2 separate regions of the Homo sapiens genome follow, and region 2 is linked to region 1. A link is a loop called in an ENCODE intact Hi-C map of the cell type or tissue named here. Cell type or tissue: PC-3. All regions are shown on one strand. Each heading gives the region's core, and the rest is flanking DNA. Links, peaks and the distances in the headings are about the cores only. Region 1 overlaps FOXP1 (forkhead box P1). Region 2 overlaps FOXP1 (forkhead box P1).

The links. Hi-C counts contacts between places; a loop is a spot of excess contacts. Peaks named below come from ENCODE experiments on the same cell type or tissue, not always from the same donor. Only the 100,000 strongest peaks of a DNase experiment are listed, where the experiment ranks them.
Region 2: a loop joins it to region 1, with 2.3 times the contacts of the local background. A loop is called at or near these places in 5 of 110 quality-filtered maps.

The regions. Positions count from the first base shown.
Region 1 is chr3:71,251,273-71,262,923 of GRCh38, forward strand. The region is part of intron 5 of FOXP1 (forkhead box P1); the gene reads right to left. Among named protein-coding and RNA genes, the nearest start is that of FOXP1-AS1, 33 kb to the right of the region's middle. In PC-3, for the core only: no CTCF peak of the experiment used is centred there; a DNase peak (open chromatin) is centred at 6,969; H3K27ac peaks cover 1,494 bases.
Region 2 is chr3:71,103,922-71,115,572 of GRCh38, forward strand. FOXP1 (forkhead box P1) reads right to left here. Exons shown (of 21, transcript NM_001349338.3): 7 at 8,615-8,716. Among named protein-coding and RNA genes, the nearest start is that of FOXP1-AS1, 180 kb to the right of the region's middle. RefSeq lists an enhancer at 484-1,981. In PC-3, for the core only: no CTCF peak of the experiment used is centred there; DNase peaks (open chromatin) are centred at 5,470, 5,830 and 8,060; H3K4me3 peaks cover 1,375 bases; H3K27ac peaks cover 5,054 bases.

The DNA.
Region 1 (11,651 bases), core at 2,111-10,110:
ATACCATTTGGAAACGAGAGTAACACTGTGAAAAGTCTCTTAAGCAGTCACGTGCCTCCATCCTGTCCCTCCCCTGAAAAACCCAAAATGCACACAATTCAGGTGAAGCTTTCCACTGTAACTCAAGGTGTGATGGATTTTTCAGCTTAGCGAGAAAGATTAGTATTGATGTAACAAAGTGACTGTAAAACCAGCCATACAACGTTATAAATACATCATAGCTGTCAGGATGTTTCTTTCGCAATGGGCAAATACAGAACCAAAGACCATTTGGAAGCGGGGGTGGTGGTCATACACAACACCATGTGTGGGGTGGGAAACATCCAGAACTATGGCGCTGAGCAGGAAGCTGAGCCATCTACAAAATATTTCCTGAGTGATATATAGAGAGCTTAAGATGGGATAAAGCCTGATGATGAACAAAGTCAACAAAGTGCGTTGGAGTTACCCACACTGTCTTGATACCAAGAAATTTTAGCTTTAGCAATGATATGAGAATCCAAAAGTACACTGTCATTCTGAATAATTGTATATGTATCTCCTTTGTAGGCTCAACGTAGACTTTAGGTTAACCTCCACTGGTCAAGTATGAAGTGTTATCCATATGGCACACACTACCGGATGGCAACCCAACAGCCAATCCCAACTCGTTCTTTCTCTTCTCCCTCCCTTTTCTCCCACCTCCTACTCCCCAAGCTGAAAAAATGAGATGCTCCCCCTTCCCAGCTTTCTCTGCAGTTAGGGATGGTGATCTAATTTAGTTCTGGCCAAAAGATATAAGGGGAAGATGACTGAAAAGATATAAGGGGAAAATGACTTTTTTTCTTCTTGATAAGAGGACACTAAGAGATCTCTTTCTCTCTCTCTCACCGCTCTGTCCTTTTCCTTACTTTGTGCCTTTAAATGCAACCATGTAGGAAAGTGATGCCTGGTGCTTCAGCAGCCATCTTGTGGCCCAGAGGGAAAAGTTGAAGGAATCAAAGAGCTTCCCTAACCCCACACTCAGACATTATTAAGATGCCAAACCAATCCTGGCACTGCCTATCTTCAAACTTCTGGGCAAGTAAATAATGAATTTCCTCATGTTTTTAGCCACTGTGGAGTAGTGAGGTGTTCCATGAACACATGCTAATTGATATATCCCAAATTCCAAGAAAGACGAAAGAAAAGTCACTTCCTTGAGAGAGTGGAGCTAATAAAAAGTGTAATTACCAATCTCCCAGTATCTAAATTGGTTCTCTGAGAACTTGTCACTAAGAAAACAATTCTTAGTCCTTAGAGTATCCCTGAAGAACAACAACAATGCCTCAGGCCCCCTGAGTGCCAACTTCATGCAAGGCTTTTACTGAAGTGGTTTACTTACGTCACCCAGTCTTCTGACACCCTTACTTGACAGGTACTATGATTTTCCCAGTGTTTGAGATAAAGAAACAGAAGTGGATGGAAGTGAAACAAAATGTCCTAGGCCAACAGCTGTTACAGAAAACCTGGTCCCACAGTAGGGAAATGGTTACACATGTGGCCTCAACTGCAAAACATGGTCAATGCCAACCGAGTGATAAACCTTTCTTACTCTAACATGTAACAGCAGACACCTGGGCTCAGGGCATAGGTTACACACAGTCATTACAGCTGTGCCTCAGTTTGCAACAGAAACCAAAGGAAGGATTCATAGGCTAGTCCTGCAATGGCCCCAGATGCTGCCTGAGACAGAGGTGACAGCAGCATCCACAATGCAGCTGACACCATGAGCAGGCAAGGGTGTCGCTTCATGGCTATCTGTTTCCAGGTACTGGGCCAAGTGGGGCATGGCCTGATGCATATAGTGCCTCCATCCCCCAATTTTAACACCAAAAGAAAAATTAAAAGGTCAAAAAAATCCTTCAAGGGAAGTTGCTAAAAGGGGGCCCATGTTAAACAGAAGTCACTTAGAAACATTAAAAGGCAGGTTGGTGTGTTGGATAGATGCAGCAAATGCACTGGTGTGGACAGCTGGGCATGTATCTTAGGGTAGATAAAGAACCATCCGGCAACTTGGCTTCATAATTTTTGGCTGTGTGATCTTGAGTAATTAGCTTAACCTCTCTGAACCTCAGGTTTTCCATCTTTAATATGGAAATAATAGACGTGTTTAACTTTAGTGAGTTGTGGTGAGAATTAAATGAAATGATACATGTCCAAGTTCTGATCTTTTACACAGCAAGTACACAATGATACTTAGCTACCATCATCATCATCATCAGTATTTAATGATAATAAAGTGCAATATTACTATGAAGTATGTAACCCAGTACTCAGCATGTGCTAGGTTCTCAGTAAATATTTACTCCTTTTCTCTTCTCTCTCCCTTCCACAAATAACTCGAAGATTTAACTCTGATAAGATGTACCTATTGTAATTTTAAAAAATATTAATAAGCTCATCCCACTAAAATGGTACTGGACTTGGTGTTATGGTAGATACAAAGACAAAGAAAGCTTCAATGGACATATGACCACATAATAAATACGCCAAATGAAAAAAGTATGTACCCGTTAAAAATGTAATTAATTAAATATATGTAGCACTAACATTTAAAAAAATGTTATACATGTAAGGATAGCCCTTCCAGTTACTAAGTTTCTCTGGGTATTAAGAACAGAGGTAGTTACGATTTTAAAAATATTTTGCCTTATAGTTCAAATTTTCTGCTATGAACATGTACACCTTACAAATTTGGAGGAAAAGACATTACTTTGCAAAAGATAAAAAACAGAAGTTTCTACCTTCCTGAATTGGTTTTCTAGGGGTGAACAGTTAATAATCTGTCAACCACATAAATGGTAACAAATCTATAAGAAATTTTAAAATTTCTAAACATTTAACTAATCCAACCTCCATGCCTTAATAAGTTACTCTGGGTATTTTCCTCCCCCCTAACTTCCTAGTCTCACCAGAAGTAAAATTTTCCCCTTGGTTTCAACCTGCTTTTGTCTTCCCTGTAAGAATATTGGGAGGAGAAAATTCAGAGTACATCTTCAAGGCCCCCGCAAAGTGTGACTAGAATGTACAGGTAGGTAGGTTGGGCACACAAAAATAAATAACCTATTAAGAGTCATGACTACTGGGCTGACCTCACTCATGGAGGTATTGTGGACCGGCATTTGCTAAAAAGTTTTTCCTTATTGGTTGGCTGGCCTCAAAGAGCTCTGCGAATGCCAGGACTTATGATAAGCTATGACACACTTAACTGTTACATATTAATGTTCATGATAATACAATCTTTCATTTGGGTGATTTAAAAGTCCCTCTAGTCCGACTTACAGTTAGATATACACTGAATGCTTCATCAATCACAACCATTTTTATTCTCAATCTTGTGCAAAAATACTAGAGAAGGTGAATTCCAGTTACACACTGAAGAGGGCTTTACTGTTAGCCCTGAAAAATTTCACTCTTTTCACATGTACACTGGATTCCAACAGTTTCTGCCTAAGCATTCTATTTACCTGTGTCTTTCACTGTAGCTGATCTTATCTACAGGGTAAAAGCAAATCCACATTCATATCTCTACTATAGGGTCAAACTCCATATCTTATATGGAGAAAGCATTTCAGTTATGAGCTTGACAAAATGCCCAGCATTGCAACATTTGAAATACTTGGGAGCAAGCAGCATGAGAAGGTCACAGCAACTTGAACGGAGCTTTTTAAAAGGAGGATTTAGAACCACCTCACAGCAATAACCAATGGGCCCACTTAACGCCAAGCAGTGAGTCGGTGATCACACCTACCCTAATAAATGCACTTGAAAGAAACTACACCCTTTTTCCATTCCTGTAAAGGCTTGCTGTAGTTTCATGGCCAAAATCTTCCCACAATTAACCTCGGACCTATAGATCATAAGGCAACTCAAGACAGAGGCAGCAATCAGACTAGCCACCATCCAAAATGGTCTTGTCCTACCTTGACTGCAATTATCTTCTAAATTAGAAACACAGGAATTGTTTAGGTCAGAATATAATAGCCCGTTAGCCTTACACTGTCCCCATGTGCAACATAGAAGTAAATGCAACTATAGAGACAGAAAAATCTGTACCCCGAAATGTTTTGCTTGGGGTGGGGGAGAGTTAAGCCTAACCCTCTAAAATGAAGTTTTAAAAAAATACCTAACATATATGTATTCAATATTTACATTTTGATTTTATTATGTTTCCTCGCTTTCATACTCTTAAGTTCTCCCATCTTAACAATCTTCTTTTAGGCTAATAAATTTCTTTTGATGCCTAGGTCATTTACTGGTTGAGCTCTTAAGGCAAGGAAACACTAAATTATTGGAATTCAGTGGGGAGATGCTTCCAGGGTAAAGGTTCTCTGTTTATTAGCAAAAGAAATGCATTCAACTAATTTGACTTGTAAGTCTGATAAAATCTCCCTGGAAAAATTGATTCGATTATGATGAGTAATCCTTGGAGATGAAAAATGACAAATACACATATTATGTTTTATTATATATTAATTTTAAAAGGGTCTGAAACGAAACTCAAGTAAGCCATCTTTTAGACGTTGGAAAATGGCAAACTTCCCCACAAACTACATGCAAGAAGTAATTAAAGTAAATGAACATGAAATTAAACAGCACCCCTATAAAGTAGGATATAAAAGTAAAGATTATTAGGGAAAAAAAGACTGTCTTCCTGGTCTATATTAATCTCATGAATTGTGCATTTACTCTATTTCTCTTTTATTATTTGATGATGAGTTTTTAGAGCTTGGGTTTTATTAGGACTAGTTGGACGAAGGTCTTCAGCAGCAAGCTAAGCTACAGGTCTTGGTATGTCATTACATCTTTCCCAATGACGTAAATACCAGATGAAGACATCCAAGGTAAAGGCAGGCTCATCAAACTTGCTGTGATGCAAAGCTGGAAGGTTTCCTCACATCGTCAAAGACAGAGTCAATAGCCTGCTCAGAAAGGAGGTTGAAAGTCACAAAAGATGGGACTCCAGAGAGGAAACTGCGCCTCTCTCCAATCAACTCCACTATTCCTGTAGAGCTCAGGGACAGCAGGGGTTTGTTGAATTTGGTGGTGGGGGCGGGGCATCCAGAATCCATTCTCACTTCAATTTTCTGTTTTCTTTTCTTTTTTTTGAGACGGAGTCTCACTCTGTTGCCCAGGCTGGAGTGCAGTGGTGCCATCTTGGCTTACTGCAAGCTCCACCTCTCGGGTTCACACCATTCTCCTGCCGCAGCCTCCCGAGTAGCTGGGACTACAGGTGCCCACTATCACACCCAGCTAATTTTTTTATTTTTAGTAGAGATGGGGATTCACCATGTTGGCCAGGATGGTCTCAACCGCTTAACCTCATGATTCACCTGCCTCGGCCTCCCAAAGTGCTGGGATTACAGGCGTGAGCCACCGCGCCCGGCCTCTCACTTCAATGTTCTTTTAAGGAACTACTTTCCCCCACTGTTGCATGTAGGCTGGGACTCTTAGTCAAGATCCCCTGCCCTGTCATCGCCATGGGGTAGATATGGGACTTAGACTAGGCCTGTCTGATTCATCTGAGTAGACTGATGTGAGGACAGAAACATGTTTGAGGAGTACTGATTTTAGCAGTGGCTGCGACGAGCTGGGGAAGATACTGGCACTTCCTATATACTGGGACTGTCCTGCTTCCTATCTTAGCCATCTTCTGTTCATTCTGAGCTACCAGCTATTCATCCAATATCTTCTTTTAAGGATTACCTTTAAGTTGGCCAAAGGGAATCTCTGTTAGTTGTGACCAAAGAACTCAAGCAGTATGATGGGAAGGCCCATGCTTGATGCTGATTCACGGGAGGAAGCTGAGTTTATTGAACTCTTGCTGAATATAATTCACAATATTGTGATATAGTGCTTCTTTGTTATGGGTGCTCCTAAATTATAAAAATTTGGCTAACAGTCACTTAAAGAAAGACCAGTGGCTGAACCTGCAAGTCAGGAATATTCTTACTAGTTCTTTGCAACACAGTTTTGGCAATATTTAAAAAACGCAGAATGGGACCAGGCATGGTGGCTCACGCCTGTAATCCCAACACTTTGGGAGGCCGAGATGGGCAGATCACCTAAGGTCAGAAGTTTCGAGACCAGCCTGGCCAACACGGTGAAACCCCATCTCTACTAAAAATAAAAAAAATAAAAAATAGCCGAGGGTGGTGGCAGGCCCCTGTAATCCCAGCTACTTGGGAGGTTGAAGTGGGAGAATTGCTTGAACCCAGGAGGCGGAGGTTGCAGTGAGTTGAGATCATGCCATTGCATTCCAGCCTGGGCAACAAGAGTAAAACTCCATCTCAAAAAAAAAAAAAAAAAATGCAGAATGGGTAAAAAGAGGAGGTGACTAAAAGGAGGAAATTTCCAGGATGCAGAAAGAAAAAGAAATGGAGCCACGGGAGTATTTCTTAAAGGACTCAGGACTCTTAATCTGGATTTCCAGGGGCCACAGCAAATCATTATAATGTATTTCTCAGGCATTGTGGTGAAAACAACATGGACTTTTAGAAGCATGCAGACCTGTGTGCAAATGTCTGCACTTCCACTTACCAGCTATGTGACCCAAACAAGACACATCATCTTTCTGGACCTAAGTTTTCTCATCTGTAAAATGGGGGTAACAATCACAGCTAGAACTCACTCATAAGCTACTTGGCAGGAGCAAACATGACAGTGAACACAAAATACCTCGCAGTCCTGATGCACAGTAGGCCCTCAACAAAATGGTAATTGTTATTACTGCGCTTAATAACATCCACGGAGCGCCTACGAATATCTACATAGTATGCTCTGGGCACACAAAAATAAATTAAATAGGTTCTTACCTTCAGGCAAGAATTTGTGGCTTTCGAATCTGAAAAGAACCCACTAAAATACAGAGCAGACTTGAACAAAGGTTATAATGAAATACAAACACACACTTGTGGGAGCCCAGACAAAAGAGTGAGTCACACAGGCTGGGTTCAATTGAAAAGGCTTCATAGAAGTCATATTTGAGCCAAGCCTTGAAGGATGAGTAGGATGTTAATAGGTAGGAGAGGAGGAAAAAAAAGACAGAGGATTGGCATCCAACACTGAAGGAAGCAGTAACAGGAGCTATAGAAGTTCAAGGGTAGGGCAAACAAAGGGCAGAATAAGGGGTCTGGTATAAGCTCTGTGAGCATTCCTGTGTCAATCCTGAACTCCCAGCAGAGGGCCAGTCCCTTAGGTGACACCCAGATATTTTGTGGAAAGCTAGGCTGGAGGAACTTCTAGAAGACACAGAGACTGGGGCCAGGGGATGAAGAGCTTTGAAGGCAATGCTAAGGAGCCAAGTCTTCATTCTACAGGCAGGAAGGCAAGGACAGGAAGGGCAGAAAGCAGGAGAGACTTCAGAGGTCAAATAAACAGTGTGTGGCAATTGGAAGGATGTAGGAGGGGAATGGAGAAGAGAGAGCTTTGCTTAAGGCTTTAAGTGTGGGAACCTATCTTTTTGAACTGAAGCAATTCTGTGTCTAGGACTATCACTGATAATATTAACAAAGTCAATGTTGACCGCAGAGAAACCTTTGACAGTAGCCCTAAGAATGGGATGGGCTGAGGCCGGGTACAGTGGCTCATGCCTGTAATCCCAGCACTGTGGGAGTCCCAGACAGCCGGATCACGAGGTCAGGAGATCGAGACTACCCTGGCTAATACAGTGAAACCCCTTCTCTACTAAAAATACAAAAAATTAGCTGGGCATGGTGGCATGCGCCTGTAGTCCCAGTGACTCAGGAGGCGGAGGCAGGAGAATTGCTTGAACCTGGGAGGCAGAGGTGCAGTGAGCTGAGATCGTGCCACTGCACTCCAACCTGGGTGACAGAGCTAAGACTGTGTCTCAGAAAAAAAAAGAAAAAAGAAGTAAAGAATGGGATGGGCTGCCCCATGGGCATGAGTGGGCACGGCAACCAAAGGCTTCTAACAGAACCCAGAAGAGCCCAAGCTTAAAGCACAGACAAGCTACAGTGTGACCTTGCAGAGCTCACTTCACCTCTCTGTGTCTTAGTTTTATGACCTAGAAAATAGTGTCAGCTGCAGTATATCTTTGTAAGGTTATCATGAAGATGAAAAGAGAAGACATGCGTAAAGGATTCAGAATGGTTTGCTGAACTGGCACATACAAAGTGTTTGGTAAATATTACCTCCTATCATTCCTATTATTTTTCTTATTGTCCACCAAGGATAGTGAAAAATGAGTACCAATGTCCCAAATGACTCACTTCCTAAGTCTATGATCCCTGTGTTGGAAGAAAACTAAACCCTATGGGCGTCTGGTAAAGGGAGACGACCCCAATCGACTGATTTTTCATAGACGAACTAGATGGTTTGTGATGAGTAATGATAAGAAGAAAAAGAAGGATGAACAACTGTAACTGAAATAGGGTTGTGATGAAACAAAAGTGCCTACAAATCAATTAACTATCCATATTAAGAGGAGGTGCCTATCACTTAGAACAGCATATTAACAAGCACTGGGGAAATACTTAGTGATGTGGATGCCACCTGCTAGTTACGTATAAAGTCCCTTAAGACAAGTGAGCCCAGATTAAGCTCCACAGGTAAGCCCCTTTGGTGGATAGAGGGTGGGGGTGCTGCTGGAGGCTCAGCGTGGTACCCAGTTAGGCAGGGACATGAAGGAAGAGGTGAGGAAGGGCAGCAGGGAACTAACCAGGGACACTTTCTTTTCTTTTCTATTTGAGACAGAGTCTCGCTCTCTCCCCCAGGCTGGAGTGCAGCGGCGCAATCTCGGCTCACTGCAAGCTCCGCCTCCCGGGTTCACGCTATTCTCCTGCCTCAGCCTCCGGAGTAGCTGGGACTACAGGCACCTGCCACCACGCCCACTAATTTTTTTGTATTTTTAGTACAGGCGGGGTTTCACCGTGTTAGCCAGGATGGTCGCGATCTCCTGACCTTGTGATCCGCCCGCCTCAGCCTCCCAAAGTGCTGGGATTACAGGCGTGAGCCACCGCGCCCGGCCAACACTTTCTAATACGTAGGGAAGGCTCGGGGCGCGGGGGGAGAAATGCAGAGATGAAATGGGCACATGATACTTTTACCCTTTTGGCCATGTTTTGTCAAAGAATTTATGGGATGATTCATTTTTGCCAACTATTTCACATGGTAGTGCTTTACACTTTACGATGAAGTCTGTTAAACATTCACATGTTCCTAAAATGGCATGCAATAAGTAATTTAATTATTTCTGTATCATATTTAGAGCAATTTCCTTTAATTTTTTTTTTTTTTTCCTGAGAAGGATTTTTGTTTTTCTCTGTCGCCCAGGCTGGAGTGCAACGGGGTGATCTGGGCTCACTGCAACCTCCGTCTCCCAGGTTCAAGCAATTCTCCTGCCCCAGCCTTCCAAGTAGCTGAGACTACAGGCGCACGTCACCATGCCTGGCTAATTTTTGTATTTTTACTAGAGACAGGGTTTCACTATGCTGGGCCAGGCTGGTCTCGAACTCCTGACCTTGTGATCCGCCCGCCTCACCCTACCAAAGTGCTGGGATTACAGGCATGAGCCCCCACGCCCGGCCTACAGTTCTAGTTATTAAAGAACAGAGGTCTCCGAGACCAAAAGTTAGGGGCAAAAGCTGGATTTTAAAAAAAGTCTACCAATTCACAGTCCCATGAGCTTTCGACCACACACCATCTGCCCTTCTCCTAAATGCAAATTGCTAATAAAGTTTAGAATTTGTTAAACCATTAACTCTGCATTTCCTCCTTTTGGGTGTCCTATTAAGCTAAGCAGGAGTCCCCTGGGCACATTAAGGTAAAACAGAAAGAGCCCCCGATAATATAGTTCAAGATAAGAATGTAGGGTATTACACAACCTATCATTTATACCTTTTAAAGTAATACAGGCCTCTCGCAAAGCTGTCGGATATTCTAAGTAATTATCTTCCAGCACATTAAGGTTTGGGCTATATTCTCTATTTAATAAATCGATATAAATAATGCCACTTTTAGTAAATTATCACTAAGTTTTCAACATAATATCAAATACATTAATAAAAAAATTAGATTTTTTTTAACTTTAGTTTCCAGTTCTGCAATCTGGAACTAAAGCCAATTCTTGTATTATTTTCATATATTTAAATTTAAAAAAAAAACATAAAATTGAGCAAACTGGTATAACACAGAGAAAAACAGACTTTTATTTCCGATAGTTAGACCAAAATATTATAATAGAAATCTACATTTGCTAAGATCTGATGTAATGCTGAAATTAACAAGATTTTTTTTTCTTTTGATTTATCAACATCTATCTACCCACAATAAAAGAACACAGAATACTGAGGCAGGTTAGCAAGCTCTGTAGACTAAAGCTGTGTTACTGAGAAATAATCTCGAACAATTGTGAAAACATTCGCACATTTCAAAATGACTGTCTCTCTTGGTGGCCTGATCTCCCAGCTAGGAAAGACACACTGATGTTACTCTCGAGGGGACGGAGGCAGAAAGATCTTTCATTGTGAATTACCTTATTTGAATCACTGCAGATTCAAAACAAAATCCAACTTCATAGCCTATGGAATAGTCGACATTTTCCAATAAGAGGGTACACAAGTTACTTGGAAATATACTTTTGGAACTGTCCTCCATACAAGTCCTGATTATTAAGTATCATTTATTAATTCATCATCCATTTGTTTGCTGAACAAATATTTGTCAAATCCCGGCCGAGTGCGGTGGCTCACGCCTGTAATCCTAGCATTTTGGGAGGCCGAGGCGGCGGGATCACGAGGTCAGGAGTTCAAGACCAGCCTGGCCAACATGGTGAAACCCTGTCTCCACTAAAAATACAAAAATTAGCTGGGCATGGTGGCACGCACCTGTAATCCCAGCTACTCGGGAGGCTGAGGCAGGAGAATTGCTTGAACCCAGGAGGTGGAGGTTGCAGTGAGCCAAGATTGCGCCACTGCACTCCAGCCTGGCAACAGGACAAGACTCTGTCACAAAAAAAAAAAAAAAAAAAAAAAAAAAAAAAAAAAAAATTGTCAGGTCCCTACTACATACCAGACACTCAATGCTAAGAATACAAAAAAGATATGATCCCAGCCTGCACCATGACTATCAAAGCTAGGACCTCTTTGGGGCAGAGGAGAGGGGCTGAGCAGATTTCTAATACTTCCAGAAATAAATAAGCAATAGAATTTTTATACTCATGGTTTACTTCCAACATCAAATTTATGTAGAAAAGAAAGAGGCTGCCCTTTAAAAGAAAAAAAAAAGTCAGCAGATCAAAAGCATCATTAATCACTGTCTCTTTTAAATTAAAAGGTTTGCAAAAAGGTGGGCACAGAACCAACGTGGGAAACAAATCATTCCCCTCATTGAGTGAGGGTCAGAGTCTAAATGGAAGAGTCCTCCGTATTTACCCAGCTCATCTCCTGTGTAATGGATTTGGAGGAGAGATTTCCACTGGGGCTCTGCTAATTTGAGGCTTGACTTTTTGCTTTTTAAAAATGACACTTGGGTGGTTACCCTAGTATTGTGACTAGTTTTAGAAATAAACCTTTCAAGTGTTCTCTCTGGGAGGTCCTCACTTACATGATCTGACCCGGTAGATCTTGAGCCGTTGCAAAGGTGCTCCACTAAGAAGCTGTGGGACTGAG
Region 2 (11,651 bases), core at 1,643-9,642, 150 kb before region 1:
TACAAAAATTCTAAATCAACTTAAGATGTTCCCCCCCCAAAAAAAGAGAGAGGCTTTAATTTTCTACATTAGACTTGATGATCACTATTTTGGTTCTGAGATTTTGCTCAGAAGATTCACACAGGAAAAAGACTCAAAATTCCAGGAAGAGTATTTTACCACTTTGGGGATAATGATGTAGTGGTCTCTATTGGCGGGGCGCATCATCGTCTATACTCCCATTGCACTGGAGAATACTGAGCAAGCCTGACTCGCCCAGGCCTGAAAGTCACTCAAGACTAAAATCATGATTATTTGCTTACATTAACAGAACACTAAAACCAATTTTAAACAACTTAAGGAAACTCGAGCCATCTTTGCTGGGTGATTCACTGCCATGGGAAACCAAGAAGCTCTTTTCTCCCTTCAAGGCAACCAATAGGCTTGATAGCAAGACCTCATTGTGGGATCACAGCCTATCCAAGAAGAAGCCGCCCTTCTGCTGCTGTTGCTGCTGCTTTTATTTTTTTCGTTAAGAAGAATCACTTCTTAGGAGTGTCTAACAGAACTTTTGAGTAATGAGATTACATTTCAGTTTTTTTTCTTTTGCCACACTTAGTCCTGGGGACTTTAAAAATCCAATTCTTTCACATCCTCTAACTGTCATCAACATTTTTTCAGATGGTGTCAATAAAATTGATTGCTTGCAGTTCTGAATTCTGTTCTGCATATGGAAACAATATAATTTATTTTAAAGAATTTTCAATAGGGATGGAAGGAGAAATGGAACCTCAGGAAACCCATCCACAACATTTGGGGAGGGGTGGGAGGGAGCAAATCCAAAGCAAAGTAAACATCCTGAACATTACCGGACGCTGGAAACTTTGACAAAACGTCCTGATATATAAACCCTAAACCTGACTGTTGTGCTGACTGATACATCTTTCTGTCAGATATGAATGATGTTTCTGGAGCATTAATATGTTCATTAAATTCTAACTCCCTATACTTAAAATATTCTCTACTTTGGCTCAGAGGCATCTTGACAGCTTTGTTGTAATCATATATGTGAGGCCCCCAGTCTACACAGTTGTAGAGATGCCTCATACCTACAACCAATCTGTTGCTTTTACAAGTTCAATCTAGTTATTAAGCAGCTGATTGTGGAACCACGTTGCTTCGACATCTTCAACTCAGCTGTATATCACAGAAACCACTATGGGTGGTGACAGAGTCCCATGATGCCTAGCAACTGTACATGCCCCTAACTCCTTAATCCGTGATACTACAAAATATGGCTTGCGTTTTCTTTTTTTTTCCCCCTCTTTCCCTGAAGCACAAGTGGACGACCAGCAAGGGTCCGACAGTGTTATTCCTAATTACCTTTTTTTTCACTCTTGATCCTGTGGCTCTCATAATTAGTTACCTGGGGCTGCAATCCAATTTGAAGTGATGACAAGAAAGTGATCCATGAAAAAGTAATAAGTTAAATCCAATTTCAGCCTTCCTCTAATTAAATGCACATGGAACTAATGACTCCAACCCTAGCATTTTAGTGATAATGGTAATTAGCGAGGTGGGAGTCACTCTCTTTTTCAACACTGGAGGTGTAAACCACAAGGTAAAATGGCAGGAGCACTCTTAATTACATGTGTCATTTTGTCAGCAATTTACACATTTTTGACCAGTCAAGTATGTTTTTCCCCTGTCCCTCTCCACCTCCTAGCCCCAACAATGATTATAATAAACTAGTCCATGTTCCAAACGCATGGACGCTCATAAGAGCACTTCAGACTTGAAAATAAGAAATAACTTTGCTTTGCTGTTGTTGATCACCTTTCTGTCCCCACCACACACACAGACACACACAGAGACACACACGCACAGGCACACACACAGACAAATAAAGATATACTTAGGGTAATTATGCAGATCTGAGTCCTCTTAATTGAAATCCAGATATTTATAGTGGAACTGATTTTTGTTGGTTTCAGCTGTCTTTTTTTTGCTTATAATATGGAAAATAGCGTAATTTACTTATTTATGGAAAATATGACACTCAGTAGGTGCTGAGTAAACACACATAAAAAGAGAGGCAATAATTAACCTCTTGACGGCACACTGGTTATCTGTGGTTCTAAAAAACCTGGCTTCCCATCCTGGTGCTGTTACTACCTTTGTGCTGTGTAGCAAGTCAGTTAATCTCTCTGTTTCCATCTTCCTCATCCATTAAATGATTTAAGGACACTGCCTATACTACAGAGTAGCTAAGGAGCTGGCCCACGTTCAGCACTGACTAAACATTCATTATCTATCACACTTTGCATGTGGTGGCAAAGACATGATTACATATAAAATATTAGCATCACATTTGCATTGTAATTCTTAGATACATTTAAACTAGTGATCATATAATTAAAGTCCAAACTGAGTTCCTTATTTTTTGTTTCTTTTTGAGACAGAGTCTCGCTGTCGCCCAGGCTGGAGTGCAGTGGCGTGATCTCGGCTCACTGCAACCTCCGCCTTCCAGGTTCAAGCGATTCTCCTGCCTCAGCCTCCCGAGTAGCTGGGACTACAGGTGCGTGCCACCACGCCCAGCTAATTTTTGCAAGATGGGGTTTCACCTTGTTGGCCAGGCTGGTCTTGAACACCTGACCTTGTGATCCGCTCGCCTTGGCTTCTCAAAGTGCTGGGGTTATAGGCGTGAGCCATTGCACCCGGCCACTTTTTTTTTTTTTTAATCGAAATAGAGTCTTGCTATGTTACCCAGACTGGCCTCAAACTCCTGAGCTCAAGAGATCCTCTGGCCTCAGCCTTCTTAGTAGCTGAGATATGGTGCACACCACTGCAGTTGCACCTGGTTCAAATAGGGATTTTTTTTTTTTTTTTTTGAGCTAGGATCTTGCTCTGTTTCCCAGGCTGGAATGCGGTGGCACCATCATGGCTCATTGTAGCCTCTACCTCCTGGGCTCATTCAATCCTGCCACCTCAGCCATCAGAGTAGCTGGGACTACAGGCACCGGGCCCGGCTAATATTTTTGTATTATTCACAGAGATGGGGTTTTGCCATGTTGCCCAGGCTGGTCTCTAACTCCTGGACTTAAGTGATCTGCCTGCCTCAGCCTCTCAAAATGCTGGGATTACAGGTGTGAGCCACTGTACCTGGGGATACCTTCAAGAGTGGGAATTATGAATAAACAAAACCAATCAATAGCCATGGAGTGGGCTGTCCTGGGCAGACTGGGACACAGGGCCACCTATGCACAGCTGAAGTTGAAATAACAAAAACGAACGAACTCATTATATTACAACTTGCACCAAAATTTTGGAGGCAAGGACAAAACAGACTATCAAAGAAAAACAAAATCTTAAAGCAGGAGTATCAGCCTGGACCCCAAGGTGAACTTCTTGAAGTTCATGAAATCCCTAAAACTGGATGTGACATTCTGTGTTCATGTGCGTTTTTCTGGGAGGAGGGGTCACTGTTTCTATCATATTTGTAATGGTGCATGTAATCAGAAAGGCTTAAGAACTATTTCTAAAATATTTCTGTTTTATTATTTCTTATCGAGACTTATTTTTAGGGTTTTGGGATTCTCAAAAGTCATGTGATAACAGTAACATCTTAAAGATATCAAAATTTCAATGCTTTGTATCAATTTAAAATGCTAGGGGTGCCAATTCTAGACTATGTTAACTCTAGACATTAAAAAAAAAAGTTTGCTTCTCTCTCCTAAATTATCCTCCTTACTAATCAGTGCATAGGGCTATTTCTTAAGGGTCAGTACTTCAAAACCATTCCATTTCACTATCAACAACATAAAGTTGTAGTTTCCTTTACAGGTTTCCTCTTGCCAATTTCTTCTTTAGTGAATAACGTGGAAATGATATGAGCTACTAAGATTATATGCGGCATTAATGCAAAGCAAAATGCTGCCTAAAGCATGTTTTATATAACTGCAAATAAAAATGCTAAAAAAACACCTGCTGAATCTTGTATTTTAACCTCCTCCACTTAAAGCAAGAATCCACATGATCACCCTGAGCTTCCAAGTGGACTAAAGGGCCGGCCTTCTAAGTGGGTTTCACTTTCCCTGCAGTGAAATGGCCTTCTGAGTAAGGGGCTCACACATGACATCACCTTGGAAGGAAGGGCATGGGCAGGAAGGAAAACTATCAGATGACTGGCTTCAGGTTCAAATTCTTTATAGAGGGCCTGAAGCTGGTGAGCTTTCCACTGTAAGCAACACACAAAGTTTACTTTCTTTCCTAACTTTAATGCTGCCAGAATACACATGTACTCTTACTTTCTTAGGAGAAAATGTGTCATTTGATTTCCTTCCAGTTTATGTACTCGTGCCAACAACTAAAATGCTTAAAGAACCAAGATGAATTACTACCCAGAAACGGTGGTCAAAGTTCCAAAATTTGATCAATAAAATTGCTCATCGACTCACAAATTAATCTTCAGCCAGTAAAGTTACGCATTTTCGAGGTTATGAGTACACCTGCACTGTTAAGCATTTATTTCACTTGTTTAAGCAATCTTCAGAAGTATATAAATATTTATAGAAGAAAGCCTATGCTGGGCACAGTGGCTCATGCCTGTAATCCTAACACTTTGGGAGGTCGAGGCAGGTGGATCACCTGAGGTCAGGAATTCAAGACCAGCCTGGTCAACATGGTGAAACCAAGTCTCTACTAAAATTACAAAAATTATCTGGGCGTGGTGGTGCATGCCTGTAGTCCCAACTACTTGGGAGGCTAAGCAGGAGAATCGCTTGAACCTGGAAGACGGAGGTTGCAGTGAGCCGAGATCGCTCCACTGCACTCCAGCCTGGATGAAAGAGCAAGACTCCATCTCAAAAAAAAAGAGCCTACTATTTTTACTCATCTGTAATTTTCGTTTTGCAGCAAAATCTTGTTAATTTGTTTACAACTCATAAGCCTCCTGAAGGCAGGGTGTGTATCTTCAACAGTTCTGTATCCCATGAACACCAGCACCATGCCCAGCCTGCTTTGGAAATGTTCACCAACTTGCACTTAATTAATTCAGATCATTCTGATTCTGAATTTATGATGGGGCCAATTTTCAATTTTCATTTGTATCATTCATAAAAAAATTTGCGAAGCAAATGAACAGACTAAGTAAAAAGATAATTTTGGTTACTAAGTAGAATATTTCTCAAGAACTTCAGAAGCAATATCTATACCCGATTAATGCCTTCATTAATAAACCACATCACCCAAGAATGTGACCAGCTCAGATTTGGTTCAGTATGTGGATCTGCAAAGAGTGCCATTTCTCTCTTATTTACTCTCATCTCCCTGAAATTAGACCAAATTGGTGATGTTTGACTATATTTTATGATCTCTATCGAGTAACCACTTATAGCCTCCTCTAACTTTCCATTTTCTTTTGTTTGTATCATCAGCCTGTGAAACCAGAGAGCGCTGCCAAACATAAAGCAGGGAAGTGTGAGATATGCTTAAAATATGAGTCACAGTATATTTGGGGATTTGGGGGTTTTTTTTTTTCCCTCAAGCTATCAGCAGATCAAATCCTTCTTCCCTGTCAAGCCTTCCTCTATGCAGAAGATCTGAAATTTGCTAAAATCGGTCTCTCAGTGTAGTTATGAAGGGTGAGAAGATCAGAGATGAGCACTGTTAAGATTTGCTGTAGGATTTCCCTTTCATTTCAGAGCCACTCCGGCGGAGACGCCTCAGCAAGGATGCAGTATGGCAAGATATATTTAAATATGAAGGTTATTCCTTCTGTGAATCACCAGTCTATATGCATATTTTTATAATGAGGTAATATACCATGTGACCTAGGATAGTAATTTCTCCTCTGTTTGTGGAAGGCCAGCCAACCTAATAAAGCTTACTGAATGTGCATGACCCTATCAGGCAGCTGAGGGGTCCTTCAGCAATCGTCTGTGATACACACACACACACACCAGTCCACCAACCTTTTAGATTTATTTCCCCCGGCCAAATCTTAAAGCTGGTCTAAATTCTCTGCTTGTCAATTCCTCTACTTGGGGGGTAGGGGAAAAACTCAAGACATCTTCTTTACCAAAACCAGCGTTCAAGATTACCCCTTCTCCCCCTACTTTTTATACAGACTGAAGTGCTCAGCAGAATGTGTGAGGTTGGTTTTGACACTGTCCTTGCCAAGAAAAACGGAGCCCTCTATATCATCCACTTCTGCATGGTGGCTAAAAACCCTGTAACAGGCAAGAAGAAAAAGAGCCCTCAAAAGGAAATCCCCTGAAACTTTACTTCTTATATTTAGCCCTCAAGGAACTTCGTTCATCTTGGAAAAGAAGTTACCTAAAAATGCCATATGTTTTTAAAAAGCAAGTATGAGGGAAAATAATTCTACCATAAAAAAAATCACAAATGATATTCAATACTGAAGAGCAGTGTGATCAGACAGATTGTGTATGTGTGTGTTTTTTTATTATCTCTAACCAAAGCTCTACTATGTGTAAGATTTCCCCCCCAATAATATATTTTCATTTTCCCAATGCACTTGAGGCCTGATGAATTCAAGAGGACTCGGGGTATTTTTAAGGCTGTAAGAGCTCCAAGAGGGAGGCAAAAAGAATGGACCATCATTTGAATCACTGAGTGACAGGCTGGGCTAGCTCCCTGTATACATTAATAAATTAGAATTTTAATTGTGTCTCTGTCCACAGGAGATGCCCCAGTACTTTAATATGTACCAACAATTGGCTATGTTATGGAATCTGCAATGTGGCCTCCGCTGCTGACCTCTGAAACACAATTCCCAGTCTGACTACGGAAACTGTTCAGTTTGATCCTTTCAACTTATTTGAATCCTGACAAATAAGCTCACAGCTGAAAGGTCAACATAGTCGTATTTCATCCTCCAGAGCTGTTCTTAAGACATCTGCACAACAAAGCACTTCTTATAGCACCTGACATGGGCCCTCAATGGCACTGTACCTCATTAAAAATGTCCCCTGCATGCGCACGCATTCCAAGGCACATGGTCTGGTGATGGTTTACCAAATAAGTGTTTACAGAAGGGTTAGTAAACAAGGCAGATTGTCAACTTTTCCAATAAAGCGTCACTATAGTGCTGAACTCTCTCTGGAAAGTGACAGTTTCCCAAGTACATGTAGAAGAACTAGAACTTGTTGGTCAAGGTCAGTTTGATCTTTGGGGATAATCTGGGAACAGGCTGTGGTTCACCCTGACCTGTGAAAAGTAAACACAAGCTAGAATTTAGGTTGACCTCATTATCCAATTAATTGGCACCAAGTTATATACCTATCAGCTACCGCTTATAGATTCTGTCCCCTCCTGTGACAAGGATGCCCACCTTCAGCTATGAAAGTAGTCTGAACCACTTAGGACCCGGGTGCCAAGTGCCCTCTCTTAAACGTGAGCATGAAGACCCTGATTCAAGTCTCTTTGAAACTTCTATTACAATTTTCTACTTTGAGTCAAAAACCCAAATTAGATTTTTTTTGTTGTTTTTTGAGATGGAGTTTCACTCTTGTCGCCCAGGCTGGAGCACAGTGGTGCGAGCTTGGCTCACTGCAACCTCCACCTCCCGGGTTCAAGCGATTCTCCTGCCTCAGCCTCCCTAGTAGCTGGGATTACAGGCACCCGCCACCAAGCTTGGCTAACTTTTGTATTTTTTGGTAGAGATGGAGTTTCACCAGGTTGGCCAGCCTCGTCTCGAACTCCTGACCTCAAGTGATCCGCCTGCCTCAGCTTCCCAAAGTGCTGGGATTACAGGCGTGAGCCACCATGCCTGGCCCCAAATTAGATTTTTATAAACTTACTCATTCTTCTACTCCATTAAGCCCTTGCCTTCAATGTGCCTGAAATCAGAAGTTGCTAGAACAACCATTTTTGTATCTTTACATAAAAATTTCTTGCCATTTAAAAATTATTGACCTAGAAACATTCTGAACATATCCACTGAAGAATTGGGTATATATTATAATCATTACAAGCCATAATGTTAAAAGTACCACATCCTCCTCAGGCCGAGTCATAGTTCTTGATGCTATTGACATTCTGGGATGAATCACGGTGTGTCGTGTCCTGTGCATTGCAGGATGTTTGGCAACATCCCTGGCCTGTACTTACTGGATGCCAGCAACACCTCTGCCCTGCTAGTTGTGGCAACGAAAAACGTCTCTAGACATTGCCCATTGTCTCCTGGTGGTGGGTGGGGGGGTGGGGGGGTCGCCAAAATCTTCCCAATTGAGGATGACTACACTAAAGTAAGGTGTGTGTCTGTGTGTGTTTATGCCATTTCTAGACCCAACATAAGAGAATGTGGTGACAATTCTGAGTACTATGAACTTTTCTCATTGGTAACCTACACTGCCTATTAGCAACTCAACACTTACAACTCCTTATCCTTCTATTATATTCACTAATCAGCAGATCTTACTCCTGACAATAAAACTTTTGGTCAAATACACATTTTCCCCAAAATGTTACAACTTGCTGGTAAACCAAAAATGCACTTTCCACAGAAGATTTTCTTACATGATTTGCAATGCTCAACACAATCCACTCCTGAACTGCTTGTCACTTATCCCAAAGGGTATAATGTCAATTTAAAAAGAAAAAGAATTGTTACCTGAAGAGCTGGTTGTTTGTCATTCCTCTTGGGAGATTTTAATCCACTAACTTGCTGCTGCTGTTGCTGCTGAAGAAGGAGCTGTCTTGCCACCTGAAGTGCCTGGAAGGAAAAACAAGAAAATCCTTTGCGTTACTACACAGGTTCAGGGGACTCTTCATAAAAAAGGATTCCAGGAAGTGCGCTTTGGGACTGGGTCCTGACTTTCCTATTTCCTGGCAAATGAAACAGCAAATGAAACTTCCCACCAGTCTTAGTTGGAAAACTTTCCAGAATTTGTTTACGTTCCCTTTGACTCGGCCAGTTTCATCCACGGTTCCACAGGCATCTAAGCAGACATTTTATTCCTACTAAAGATCTGACATGAAATTTAAGACCATGAGTGATTGAGACTCTGAACAAAGATGACAGAGAGACCAGGAGGGACCCAAGCAAAGACGAAAACTTGGGAGACACTACAGGGCCCTTTTCAGGGTCACCTTCACCCTCCCCAAATTCTTCTTGGGGAAATGTAGCGACTCAAGTTGAAAGTAATACTTTCACCCCATCTGAGTCCAAATAAAGAAAAAGAACTAAGTGGTGGACCACAAAAAAAAATATACTATGGATTAGGCTACGTAGAAAGGAAGATTAAACAGATGAGACATACCTAGGATGACCTTGATAGAAATCAGAGAGGAAAATTTGGCAAATCTGATCTCTAGTCATCTTAAAGAGGCACATTATGTATCTGTGAACAAAACTGGTTACGTTTATTATAAATGACCCTTTCAAGCTTACAATATGGGATGGTTTCTCCTTAAAGGTAGACATTGGGGAGGTAGTATGAATTGGAGATAAAGCAGGAAGAAAACAGAAGAGTCCTCTAAAATGTTTAACATATGACTGACAAATCTTTTTAAAAGTTCAAGCAGGCTGGGCGTTGTGGCTCACGCCTGTAATCCCAGCACCTTGGGAGACCGAGGTCAGGAGTTCGAGAACAGCCTGGCCAACATGGTGAAACCCTGTCTCTACTAAAAATACAAAAATTAGCTGGGTGTGGTGGCAGATGCCTATAATCCCAGCTTCTTGGGAGGCTGAGGCAGGAGAATCGCTTGCACCTGGGAGGCAGAGGTTAGGGTAAGTCGAGATCGCACCACTGTGCTTCAGCCTGGGTAACAGAATAAGCTTCCATCTCAAAATAAAATAAAATAAAATAAAATAAAATAAAATAAAATAAAATAAAAGGTCAAGTAAAAAAAGAAAAAAACAATGTCATCAATAAACCGCCATGAAGACATTCACTGCCAAAGAATTAAGAACAGGAATACTGGCTAGCCACACACCTTTCCAAAGATGGCACTAGGACCAGCAACAGAAAACTGAAGTTTGAGGATATCATGCTAGAAAGTCATATGAAAAGTTGGGTTACTTGAGTCAATGCAGCTGAGAACCAAGAATGTACACATGGCAGAGATGTCAAGAATGCTCATTAAACGATGTGCTTAGAGTTTAGACACAAAATGAGACTTCTTATTATATCAATAATAATTTCTATATGGTAACCAAATTATTTGCGCATCAAAGAAGAGGCACACATAGATGTCATCAATACATCAAAAGGACCTGAAGCTATAGCCTTAGAAAGTTAGCATAATGGACTTATGACGGTAGTGTGTTCCTTAAAAAGGAACAGGTGCTTCATTTACATAAGAAAACAACATGGATATTTACAAGAAAAGTTACAGGGACAATAGTGGAATGGAAGAGAGGTAAGGGGGCCTGCGTGTCCCTGTGCCTGGAACTCAGAAGAAAGAGAGAACAGAGTGGTCTAGAGGATTAATGTTCATGAGCAGACACGTAAAAACGTGGAGTGTGCAAGAGCAGTGCTTCTCCTAAAAGGACACGCTCACTGAACTGTGCTCATAACTAGAGTTGTAACAAATAATACTTTTAAGACACTGCGTAAGGTTGAGTGGCGCCTTTGTGTTTAAGAGGTGCAAAGGAAAGCTAAGAAACACAAGCACCGATAGATGAGTGACAAAGAAAAGACCATGGGAAAGTGGAACCCTGCTATCCCACCTGCCTACTGCATCCACCCCCGTGTCCCAGGGAGGCCTTCTGCCTACTGAACTCACCACGACCAGCCCTTCAGATGTAATGCACAGGCTAGTTCATCTGTGAAGGGAGAGACAGATTCGACAAGGCCTGCCTGGAAGAGCCTCGAGAAAAGGGGCTGTCTGAGTGGGGCATCTGGAAGCCAAGACGCCTGGGAGAGTTGCCTGAGACTCTAGCCTGCTGTCTCAGGGAGGATTCACCATCACTGGACTCCGGGTTTCCTTGTCTCCTTGGAGACGCTCAGTACATGCGTAGGTGTAAAAGTGGGCAGAGTGAAGATTTCATTTATATCATATAAGAAAAATAGTCCCCTTTGCAAGGTGCCTGCAGGAGCAAAAGCCTCTTCTCCTACTATATATGTTCCCTTAGCTATTGCACATGAAGGTTTTATGGCTTTTTAATGTAGAAAGGGAACTGTTATATATTTTAAGTGCTATCATCAGAGTTCTCAGAGTAATAGACTGATCAGCAAAGAAGGGTTTGGTTGCTAGTTGGAAAGGCAGAGAGAGGGACTATAGATGACAGTGCAGAGAAAAATATGGTGGGGAAGAGGAGAAAGGTTACACACATTTAAGGCTAAAATAAAGCAAGCAAAGAAAAACAAAGTAATGAAGACTCTATATAACTTACCACATTCCACCAAATACTGGGAGAATGGGCACTCAATTATTATTATTATTATTATTTTATTTATTTATTTATTTATTTATTTATTTATTTTGGAGACGGAGTCTCGCTCTGTCACCCAGGCTGGAGTGCAGTGGTGCAATCTCAGCTCGCTGCAACCTCTGCCTCCCGGGTTCAAGCAATTCTCCTGCCTCAGCCTCCTGAGTAGCTGGGACTACAGACGTGTGCCACCACACCCAGCTAATTTTTGTATTTTTAGTAGAGACGGGGTTTCACCATGTTGGCCAGGCTGGTCTCTAACTCCTGACCTCAG